Linked DNA regions of Homo sapiens: region 2 is linked to region 1. Evidence: chromatin contacts called from ENCODE Hi-C or POLR2A ChIA-PET data. All regions are on one chromosome and are shown on one strand. Each heading gives the region's core, a stretch centred on a gene start or an enhancer-like site at or near the end of the contact. The rest is flanking DNA. Distances are from core to core; before and after follow the strand shown. Region 1 has its middle 58 kb from the start of SLC40A1. Region 2 overlaps SLC40A1 (solute carrier family 40 member 1).

Region 1 (5,322 bases), core at 1,784-4,283:
GGGCCGAGCAAGAAGCAGGGGAGCTTCAGGACTGTGAGTGAGTTCTTTAAGAGCATCAGGCTGCAGTGGCTTGACAGGGCTGTCCCAGAGATGTTTCCTAGTAATGAAGGAAAGCCTCATGAAGGGCTGTCTCCTTCCTGATTATTTTACTTTTAACCCAACACAACAAATAGAAGGCAGATTTCCCAAACACACCAAGGAAGTTGAATGGCCTGAAGAAAATCTGACATCTGCATATCAGCATGGACTAGCTCTCAAATACTTTGCATGAATAATAAATTAAAATGGCAGCTCAAGCAGGACAGGCAGATGAGAAAAACAAAAAAACGAAAACCCAAAAGCCTGGCCAGGAGATAAGTACCTGATAAAATCATTCTTTTCAAGGAATGCCAGGAACCCAGATTTGAAGGTTGACCATGTCAACCTCTTCAGTCTCTGGCTCCTCTCAAGAAAAAAATGTGATAAATAGATAAGACTAAATTATAATTAGCATTTCAGTAGTTGTTTATACAGTACTTCAAGGTCCTTAAAAGCAGTTCTTTCTAAGCCTCTTAAATGTTTAGGCATGCTATTAATCTGTGTTATAAAGATGACAACTTATTTAGCAAATGTACACAGCAGTCTAGCCAATTATGACGAACTTCAAAATAGCAGAGTCCAAACCAATAGACTTTATTGATGTGTGTTTGCCCATGCTACTAATTTAGCATTTGAAGTTAAATTTAAAAGCAAAGCGCTTAATGTGAAGCTGCATCAGTTATTAACTAATGACTTATACATTCTTACACATTAAGTACATATATACAATGCATTTTAAGATGAAAAGAAAACTTTAAATAGGCCGGGCGCAGTGGCTCAGGCCTAATCCCAACACTTTGGGAGGCCGAGGTGGGCAGATCACCTGAGGTCAGGAGTTCAAGACCAGCCTGGCCAACATGGTGAAACCCCATCTCTACTAAAAATACAAAAATTAGCTGGGTGTGGTAGCAGACCCCTGTAATCCCAGCTACTCGGGAGGCCAAGGCAGGAGAACGCTTGAACCCAGGAGGCGGAGGTTGCAGTGAGCCGAGATCACACCATTGCACTCCAGCCTGGGGGACAAGAGCGAGATTGTCTCAAAAAAAAAAAAAAAAAGAAAAAAAAGAAAAAGAAAAGAAAAGAAAACTTTAAATAGACTATAAAGTGTGATGAACTCCCTAGTCAACTGGCAAGTGCTCTCTTTTCCAAAAGATTCAAGCAGAGGAGGATCAGTCATCAGATAGGAGGTGTCCAAGGCTCCCACTGCTTGGGAGGCAGAACTCTCTAGATCTGGGAATCGCAGCTCTAGATAGGGGCCAACTCAGGAATTACTGTGAAGCCCTTGAAATCTTCAGATACAAAATATACCTCAAGACGTTCTAATAAAAAGTTTTGGGTAGAGTTCTAGAGACAGCAGATTTAAAACATGGGTGAGGCTCTGACAAAACTTGATGATAGTGCAGATAGTACACTTTGCTGATGATTTCAAAATCTAAGCTAAAGCACTGCTCCCAAACTAAGAATTAATGTGCTGCTATAAGCCTAAACTTATAAAAATCATTGTTAAACTCTGCTTTCTAAGTAAGACCTTTAGGGGTACTTTGACTCTTTTAGTTGTTAAAGCCAGTACTAAATTGGATATTATCTCCATCCAGCGTAAATGTGTTCACCATTTTATAGATGGGAAGCATGAAGCCAGAGAGATAAGGCATTTTCCCTACATCATACAGCAAATAAATGACAGTTTGTAATATAATTCAAATATCTCCATTCAATAACTAGAAACCACAACAGTCATATAGCTAACCATTCTTGAGCATGGTTTTTAATTCTTTACATGATTTTTTGTATTTATTTTCCAATCTATAATGTAGGTACTACTGTCATTCTCATTTCACATCTGGGGAAATGAAGCACAGAGTGGCTATACAGCCTCTTCGAGGTCACACGCAGCTAGTAAAAAGAGGCAGGAGTGAAATTCAGCCAGCCTATCTCCCCAGTCCATGGTCTTAACCACTATACTCTCACCCTTGATTTTTCTACCAACTTCCCCATTGTAACTGTTTGTGGGTGCTGTATCTATTAGATAACCATAAATGACCCAGGTGTAGAGCAAGTCCTCCAACAGTGCAAAGACAAAATGAAACCACTAGGGTGTCTTTTTGTCTAATTATCAATAACCAGGATCAGCCCAAAGGAGGCAAATGTACCCCCAATCCCCCAACTAGCCACAATTCTTGTCATCACTTGTGGTCTTTTGGTTCAGGGCCTCAGTGCTCTGAGAATTCCTAACTCTACCAGCATTCACATTAATTTTACTGAGGCATTCTCTCCATGTACACAGTTGTTTGTTTTATAGAAATGTAAACACATTTCACCACTCACTGTTGCTTAAATACCTTCTATGATATTCTTGCCAAATGGCCTGGAAATTTGAAACCTCCCATGGTAGCTCATTCCATGTTTGGACAACTTTAAATGTCAGAAATTTCTTCCTCTCATTGAAACTAAATCTATCTGTAGCTGCCTTTTATTTTCCCTAGTTAATAACTTTTAGGTTTAATCTGATTTTTCTTATTTTGAGCATTTAATAAAAATGACAGACCTTATCTCCAGGAAAAAAAAATTTAGACATGAATAAAAACTTGTACAATCTTTGCGGAATTGCAGTGTTCTGAAGGCCTATGAATGGTCTATGGACTTTGGACTTAGAAACTCTCTTTTAATAACAGCCCTTCAAATACCATAAGGCAAGTGTGTTCCCCCCCTTTACTGATGTACTGTGTTCAAGTACTTATACCTCTCTTCTCTCTCCACGGAATTGCATCTGCTTAGATTTTGCTGCCCATTTCAGCCCACGGAAACCTTTCTAAATCAAGTTCTATGATCTAATCTATTCACTTCCCCTCCTTGGAGTTGCTTTTAGGCTTCATCAGCATGCTCTAGTCTTTTCAACACAGCCAATGGAAAGATATGGGCTGGGAAACAGCTGGAAACAAAGCACTGTAGTTGGCAACTAGCAACCTGCCTCTCAAAGAATGTCATTCAGTGTAAGTAGGATGTGTCCAGGACATTTTTTGCAAAGATCATTTACTGCGACCAAAGTCCATGAATACACAAGGAAGTGTGCATATTTAACAAGCAGAATATAATCATACGCAGTTAACTTTATTCCCAATAGAGACCTGCTTTTGTTCTGTTTTCTTCTAGGTTGGCTAGGTCAGGAATTGGACTAACCAACTCAGGGAGTATGAAAACATGTGAGCCACATGATTAAGAGCTTAAGTACTGATTGCAAAATTTCCTTTTATAGTCTAGCATGTGACCTTATGAAACTCACATATTTTCCCAGGTCTGAAGACCCCAAAACTTTTAGCCTTCCTACGTACATAGAATGGCTACCCAGTGGCCATTCTTTTGGCTTGAAAGATTCTCATGGTCACTAATTTAAATGCCATGTTTGGTATTAAGGGATACTTTAGTAGTTTAATTTACTTGTTTTAAAATAAACTTTTTCATGGCTTTGAGGGCAACTTTTACTTCTAGTGTTCTAGAGTTTTATGGACAAGTTCACATTCACCCTGTCCATGTACTCCATAGATTTTATAAATGAAGTCATATCCCTTTTAAAGTTTATCACTTCAAAACTAAGAGTTGTAATGAAGCCAGCATTGAGGAGTAGAAAGAAAATTGAAAATGATCTGTCAGGGGACCCTATTCTGTTATTAACCACCCAAGAAATTGTGGACAATTAAATTATCCTTTCTGGGCCCCTTATTTCTCATATGTAAAAAAAGAGGTCGTGACTTCTTCTCTAAGGCCTCCTCCATTTTTCAAAATTCTGTCATTCTCATTTTCTTAAATTAGAAGGGTGCACTAAACCATCAGAAGTAAGACAAACAGGCCAGGTGTAGTGGCTCACGCCTGTAATCCTAGCACTTTGGGAGGCCGACGTGGGTGGATCACTTGAGGTCAGGAGTTGGAGACCAGCCTGGCCAACATGGAGAAACCCCGTCTCTACTAAAAATACAAAAATTAACCGAGCATGGTGGTGGGCGCCTGTAACCCCACCTACTCAGGAGAATCACTTGAACCCTGGAGGCCGAGGTTGCAGTGAGCCGAGATCGTGCCCCTGCACTCCATCCTGGGAGACAGAGTGAGACTCCATCTCAAAAAAAAAAAACAAAAAACAAAACTAAGACAAAGAGTAGCATCTGGATTCCTTTCTGTGCATTAAACTTCAAAACAAAGTATTATTTTAATATACAAGGGCTATCATACAATATAATTTCATTTTATTCATGGTACATAGTAGATCACAGGATACAATCCCTCTAACCCAGTGGTTCCTAAACTTGGTTGCAGGTTGGAAACACCTGGGGAATTTTTTAAATGGCTTTTGCCTAGATCTTACTATATTAGCCCATGTTCACACTACCATAAAGATACTACCTCAGATTGGGTAATTTATAAACAAAAGAGGTTTAATTCACTCACAGATCTGCATGGCTGGGGAGGCCTCAGGAAACTCACAATCATGGCAGAAGATGAAAGGGAAGCAGACACCTTCTAGGCATCAGGAGAAAGAACGCCAAGCAAGTAGGGGAAGCCTCAACCTTTAAACCCTCAGATCTAATGAGAACTTGCACAAGAACAGCATGAGGGAAACCGCCCCCATGATCCAATCACCTCCCACCAGGTTCCTCCCTTGACACAGGGAGATTACAATTCGAGATGAGATTTGGATGGGGACAGAGAGCCAAAATCTTACCCCCAAATCGTCTGATTTAATTGGTAAAGGGTAATAAGGCCTGATAGAGCAGCAAGAGTATAAAAACTTCTGCAGGTGCAAACAGTTGTTCAAATCCAGAGTCCTCAATTCTGGCTGCATACAAGAATCACTCGGTGATTTTTCACACCTGCCAATGCCTAGCCCCACCTCCAGATTCTGATTGAATTGGCCTGTGGGACCTGGGCCTTGATAGGCTTTAAAACTCTCCAGGTGGTTCTGATGTGCAGTCAGCGTTGAGAACCATTCTTCTATTCCCTACCACACAAGTTCTATCTAGTTGATCATCCTGACCTCCTACTCCATCCCACAGTGGCCACTCATTGAATGAAAGAACCTTGGACCTTATTAAAAGGTACAACTCTACCTTCATTATATCAACCTCGTGCCAACTTCCTGCTTTTTCTCTAGAATCATAAGCCTTTCATCTTGTCAATTAACCAACGCTCCCTATCCTGTGACTTGACCTGTTTTTTGATCTCTCAAAAGCTTCTTTTCAGATTGCAACCCCGCTC
Region 2 (5,322 bases), core at 1,808-4,307, 47 kb after region 1:
CAATAGTAACAAGAGTAGAGACCACATATATGGCTTCAGGTACAGGTAGGAAGAGAGACATGATGGTGGAATCACATGGAAGCTTTCTTCTCATTTATTCCATTTTCTCAGCAAAATACAAAGCCAGGTCATTGACGAAAGTGAGGATGGGGGAGGAGGACTTGAACATGTGATGAGAGAGGAGAAACAACTGTGAATGGTCCTCTAGGAAAGTGGAGAAGGAAAGAATCAGAGAAAATAGTGTGATTATCTGGAAGCATGAAAGGACCAACTCTGTGGCCCTGAACCTCAAGTGAGAATGCTGAGCAAGTTCGTGCATTTTTTTCCAGCCATGCTCTACTGTGGAAAGTTGGATTTAACCAAAGTCTTACCAAACAAAAGTGACAAAACGAGAGGGGGCCAACTGAGCTGAGGGTATATGCCAAGAGATGATCATATAATCATGACTGGCCTTGAATTTTAAGCTGGGTAAGAAAGAGACAAGAGAGAGATCATGGACAGTGAAAAGGCCGTGGAATGAATGGTTTGTAGGTGCCAACCACATGGATTGTTGAGGCTGTGGTAGTGAAGAAGTTGGTGGAAAGACAGAAGGTGATTTCTCAAAATATGGATGCCTAAGACTGAGATTATGGGAGGAGAGAATTTAGTGGTGATAACAAAGTCTAGAGTTTGACTACGGGAATGTATTCCTGAGTCAGAGTGCAGGACAAAATCAATAAAGAGGAAGTTAAAAAAATGTCCAACACAAAGAAATGATACATGTTTGAGATGATGGAGATGTATCTCCATCTCATCTCATCACAACATGACTATGTACTCCATAATAAGCACAATTATGTGTCAGTATAAAAAATTAATTAAAATAAAATAAAACCAAAAGTTTTAGGACAAAAAGAAAGTGAAGAAAGTGATCTACTTTTTCACTTCCTGTCTCACAGAACAGAGTGAAAATTAGTGAGACAAGTCTTAAGCAATCATTTGGGTCACCTTAACAGAAAAACAATACGTGACGAAGAAGTACATTAACAGAAGATTGCCTTTATTCCTTCTGTAATTCTTCCTGGTCCTCAATTGCTTTCCAATTAGCCCTATGAGTATATATTGCATATATGATAACAGGAGAACTTTGACATATTTCACCTTTCACTTGAGAGGCAAAGGCAGCCTTCATTGATCTTACACTTGACTGCCACCGCAGAGGTTTCACTACCATCTGCCTCCCACTAACTAATAAGTTTCCAACTCATATGCCAACAGAGAAGTGTGGAATTTATCCAAATAACTCAATAATTGGAATCCAAAAAGCAAGTAACTAAAGAAAACATATATTTGAATCTTAAAGTCCCAGAATGACAACAACAAATTATTTTAGTTAAAATTATTTCTTACCCTTTCACTACTTCAGTTTTTAAGAGCTCACGGAGCTTCCCAATGTCACCAATTTCCATCTTTTATATTATACTTAGAAAGTTAATAATATGTAGGTGTCAGTAGAAATGTTGTATTAAAAAACAGCTTTTATTTTTCTGATGCAGAATGGATAATTAAAAAAAAAAAAAAAAGACTTAGGCCGGGTGCAGTGGCCCACGCCTGTAATCCCAGCACTTTGGGAGGCCGAGGCGGGTGGATCACGAGGTCAGGAGATCAAGACAATCCTGGCTAACACAGTGAAACCCTGTCTCTACTAAAAATACAAAAAAATTAGCCGGGCATGGTGGCGGGCGCCTGTAGTCACAGCTACTCAGGAGGCTGAGGCAGGAGAATGGCGTGAACCCAGGAGGCGGAGCTTGCAGTGAGTTGAGACTGTGCCACTGCACTCCAGCCTGGGTGACAAAGCGAGACTCCGTCTCAAAAAAAAAAAAGACTTAATCATCTTACTGGTAGCAGGCTAGAAAAGAATCAGTCTTATGAATATGCAAATATACGCTCTTTACCAATTTATATTTAGTCTTACATAAGCACACAAATATGTGTTGATTTGATTCCAATTTAACTGTTCTCAGCTACAGCTGTGGCACAGAACATGACATTAAATAACTACTTCTATTATAATGGGTATATTACATCCATAGAAGAAAAATTCTTTTAAATTTCCTAGCAGTTTTGTCTACTTCATATATGAAATCGATTTTTAATCAATACCACACGAACACAAAATTTATCTGCCATACTTGATCAAGCTAACTGGCAGATTATTTTTTAGCATGATGGGCAAGAAAAATCTCAGAAGATACTAATAAAGAGTGATCCTCAAAAGAAATGGAGGAGGAAAAAAAGCAATAGATGGAGTTAAAAAGCCTGGGAAAAGGAAGTAAGATTCAAACGTGGCACAAGAGAATGTTATCATAAAACACTGTACTAAATCAAGCACCTAGAAAGTACCTAAATTAGTTAACTGGTTAGCAGTATTCATGAGAAAAATAAAACACCTTTTCTGGAACTTTCCAAACTGGATAATGACTGCTGTATTTTGGCCTGATGCCACTGAAATTCTAAAACTTTTTAACCTTGGCAGGGAAAATTCCTCCTTTTCTTTTACCCTCAGTGATACAGCTTCTAGTTTTAAAACAATCTCTAAAATTAAGAAACACTGTGATGAGGAAATGGGAGCAATCAGCATCCAGCTCAAAACTTTTACTTTTCATGGGCATACCCCTCCCCTTTCACCCTCTAAACATATCACAAACAGGTGAAGCCTTCCTGGCCTAGGCCCCTACCTGGGTTTCTTTGCCACAACCTCAAAAATCAGCCTGCATAAACACAAATCCTTCCTGCCTGGAGTAGGTGGGTCTGTGTATAAGAGACACAACCTCATAGGAACCCAAGGCAGCAGGTGGAGTCCCTTCTAGATGTACTTTCCCCCTTCTTTGTCCCATTTTTCCTTTATCCTCCTCCTTTTTCTCTGTTCTCCTTTAACTCTGCAATAGCAGAAATGGCACAAAAAATCCACAATTAGATACTTTCTGACCTTCAGAACTAAAGAAGTTTCTGTTTCCTGTTTTGAAACATGCAGAAAGTTTTCCTTCACTAGTCCACCAGCCCACACTGCTGGCTGGATGTGAAAGAGCACCACTTACTAAAAGCTAATGTAGAGTGGACAAGAGTTCAACAAACATCTCACTTCCTTTCCTACTTGAAAAACATCAGAAAGTTAGAAAAAGACTGAATAGCCTAGATTCTTCCACTCTGCAATAATTCATAATATAAAGACAGACAGCTGAGAAACGACCAGTCATATTTTTGTTGTTATTCTTGGACATCACTTCATAGAAAAATCCCAGAGTTATGTGGCATGTTTGCAGTTATATTTATATGATGTGTGTATATATATGTATGTATATATATACACACCTATATATGTATGTATATATATATACACACCTATATATGTATGTATATATATATACACACACCTATATATGTATGTATATATATACACATCTATATATATGTATGTGTGTATATATATATGTGTATATATATGTGTGTGTGTATATATATATCTTAGGACAAGTTAAAGATTCTGGCTAACTTTCTTTTTCATATTTCAGACTTTGCAGAGTCAAATGAGTTAGTTAAAATCAGTTAAGTGAAAGAAAATAATTTTATTTTCATTTTATCTATAGCTGCTGCACAAATCACAGAATAATCATTGTAAAAGTCAACTTTCTTCTCTAAGTATATTCCAACAAATATATGTGTGATCTATTGTCAAAATATATCCTTTTGTACCCTTTGAATTTTAAAACATGGATATATTTTACATGCTTTAAGTAGTTTGTTAAAAAGAGAAAGTAAACAAAAAAAGACAAAGCCTTATCATCTAGTTCAATGTGACAAAAAAGACATGAAATTATTCCTCATTATAAATGATCACAGGAAGAAAAGTAAATGAGAATCATGATTTTAGCTCCAGAGAGAATTTCCTGTGATACAGATTCACACATGCTAAATTCATCTTACATACACACCATCCTTTAAATCAATCACTGTGGAATTTCTAACTCAATAATAATACTGCAACCACAAAGTGATGATTCAGGCAAATTCTTCTTCTAGACCTTCCACAGACTTTGTTCTCCTTCACTCACCCCTCCTTTCTAACTTTTTTTTTAACCAAATGGTCCAAACAAAGCTGCTTGCTAACCCCAGCACATAATCTTGCCTTCTGTATCCTGGGATATGCCATTTAAGTCATCAAGAATGGTTTACTTGTCTGTCAGGACAGTTGGGCAATGTGTTTGTTATACCCATTATCTCAGTGATCAGCAGAGTTGACTCAGCTGATCTGACAGGTAGGGAGGTGTACCCTTCCTCCTTACACAGGGGAATTGTAATTCCAATTTGTGTCAATCCAAATTGTGTCTGTGTGTCATATGAGGGGACGGCAGGCAATAATGAGTGAGGGAGGTTATTCTGAGCCTAAGTAATATTGACAGAATAGGACATGTTGCCTTGTAAGCATTCTTCAGATGTTCTTTGACCACTTGTTTATATTCCCAATGAACAACTAAGATGGTAAGCTTCTTAAAAACTATATTCTGTCCTCTATTTCTTTGGTATTTGTAACAGCAATTATATTACATTGTACATAATGTAATAAAATTATAGATTATAACTTTAAGATGGAAGAAATTAACTTCTAGAGTCTCTCCTACAATTGTTTCCATTTGATTTAGAGAAAAATAACATCCATATGATTGATAAGCACCAGTAATAACATTCATAGGTATGACCAGTAAAATCTCATGTCAGATTTGCACTGTTCTAAGTATAAACATTTAGAAAGTTGATTGAATTTTTTTTTAAAAAAAAAAAAGAGGAAAGAAAAGTTATTCCATTTGCCAAGTTTGTGTAGGATAAAAGAGAAGTTAGCTATCCTATAAGTTAACTTCGTAACAGTGAGATAAATCAGCACTAAAACTGACAATAAGGTAAGAAAAAAAGTATGCTTTCAATTTATCATTCTTAAAAAATACCCAGAACAAAAATACAAGGCTTACAGCCTCATTTATCACCACCGATTTAAAGTGAATCCTAACATGCTCATTTCATTAAAAGAGAAAGCCAAATTACTTGCTAGTTTGCTTCTGTCTTCTCCTGCAACAACAACAATCCAATCCCTTTGGATTGTGATTGCAGTAGCAGTACTGGCCAAATTTGCAATATTTGCAATAGTGATGATCAGGATATAGCAGGAAGTCTAAAGAATGACAAGAAAAAAATGAGTTATAATGTCAGTTTACCACACTGTACATATGTCACTAAACAAGGCAGTTTAAAATAGTCTTTGGTGGAATGATAAAAAAAGTATTTTAATTT

What was found. Hi-C counts contacts between places; a loop is a spot of excess contacts on that map. ChIA-PET counts read pairs that join two places held with the same protein, here RNA polymerase II (POLR2A). Pooled maps may share reads with other maps.
Region 2: a map of heart left ventricle shows a loop between it and region 1 (1.9-fold over the local background). The contact joins two enhancer-like sites. A Hi-C loop is called at or near these places in 7 of 168 maps with a recorded cell type or tissue (Calu3, HepG2, ascending aorta and 3 more), 1 of 37 single-sample maps with no recorded cell type and 8 of 50 pooled maps. POLR2A ChIA-PET finds 5 or more read pairs at or near these places in 5 of 52 experiments (AG04450, H1, HepG2 and 2 more).

What each region holds. Positions count from the first base shown.
Region 1 is chr2:189,519,803-189,525,124 of GRCh38, forward strand. No RefSeq gene overlaps it. Among named protein-coding and RNA genes, the nearest start is that of SLC40A1, 58 kb to the right of the region's middle. Within about 2 kb of position 3,034, at least 3 of the 41 ENCODE cell types and tissues checked have a DNase peak (open chromatin) inside an H3K27ac peak, as active enhancers do.
Region 2 is chr2:189,566,639-189,571,960 of GRCh38, forward strand. It overlaps SLC40A1 (solute carrier family 40 member 1), which reads right to left. Exons shown (of 8, transcript NM_014585.6): 5 at 5,077-5,203. Among named protein-coding and RNA genes, the nearest start is that of SLC40A1, 11 kb to the right of the region's middle. Within about 2 kb of position 3,058, at least 4 of the 41 ENCODE cell types and tissues checked have a DNase peak (open chromatin) inside an H3K27ac peak, as active enhancers do.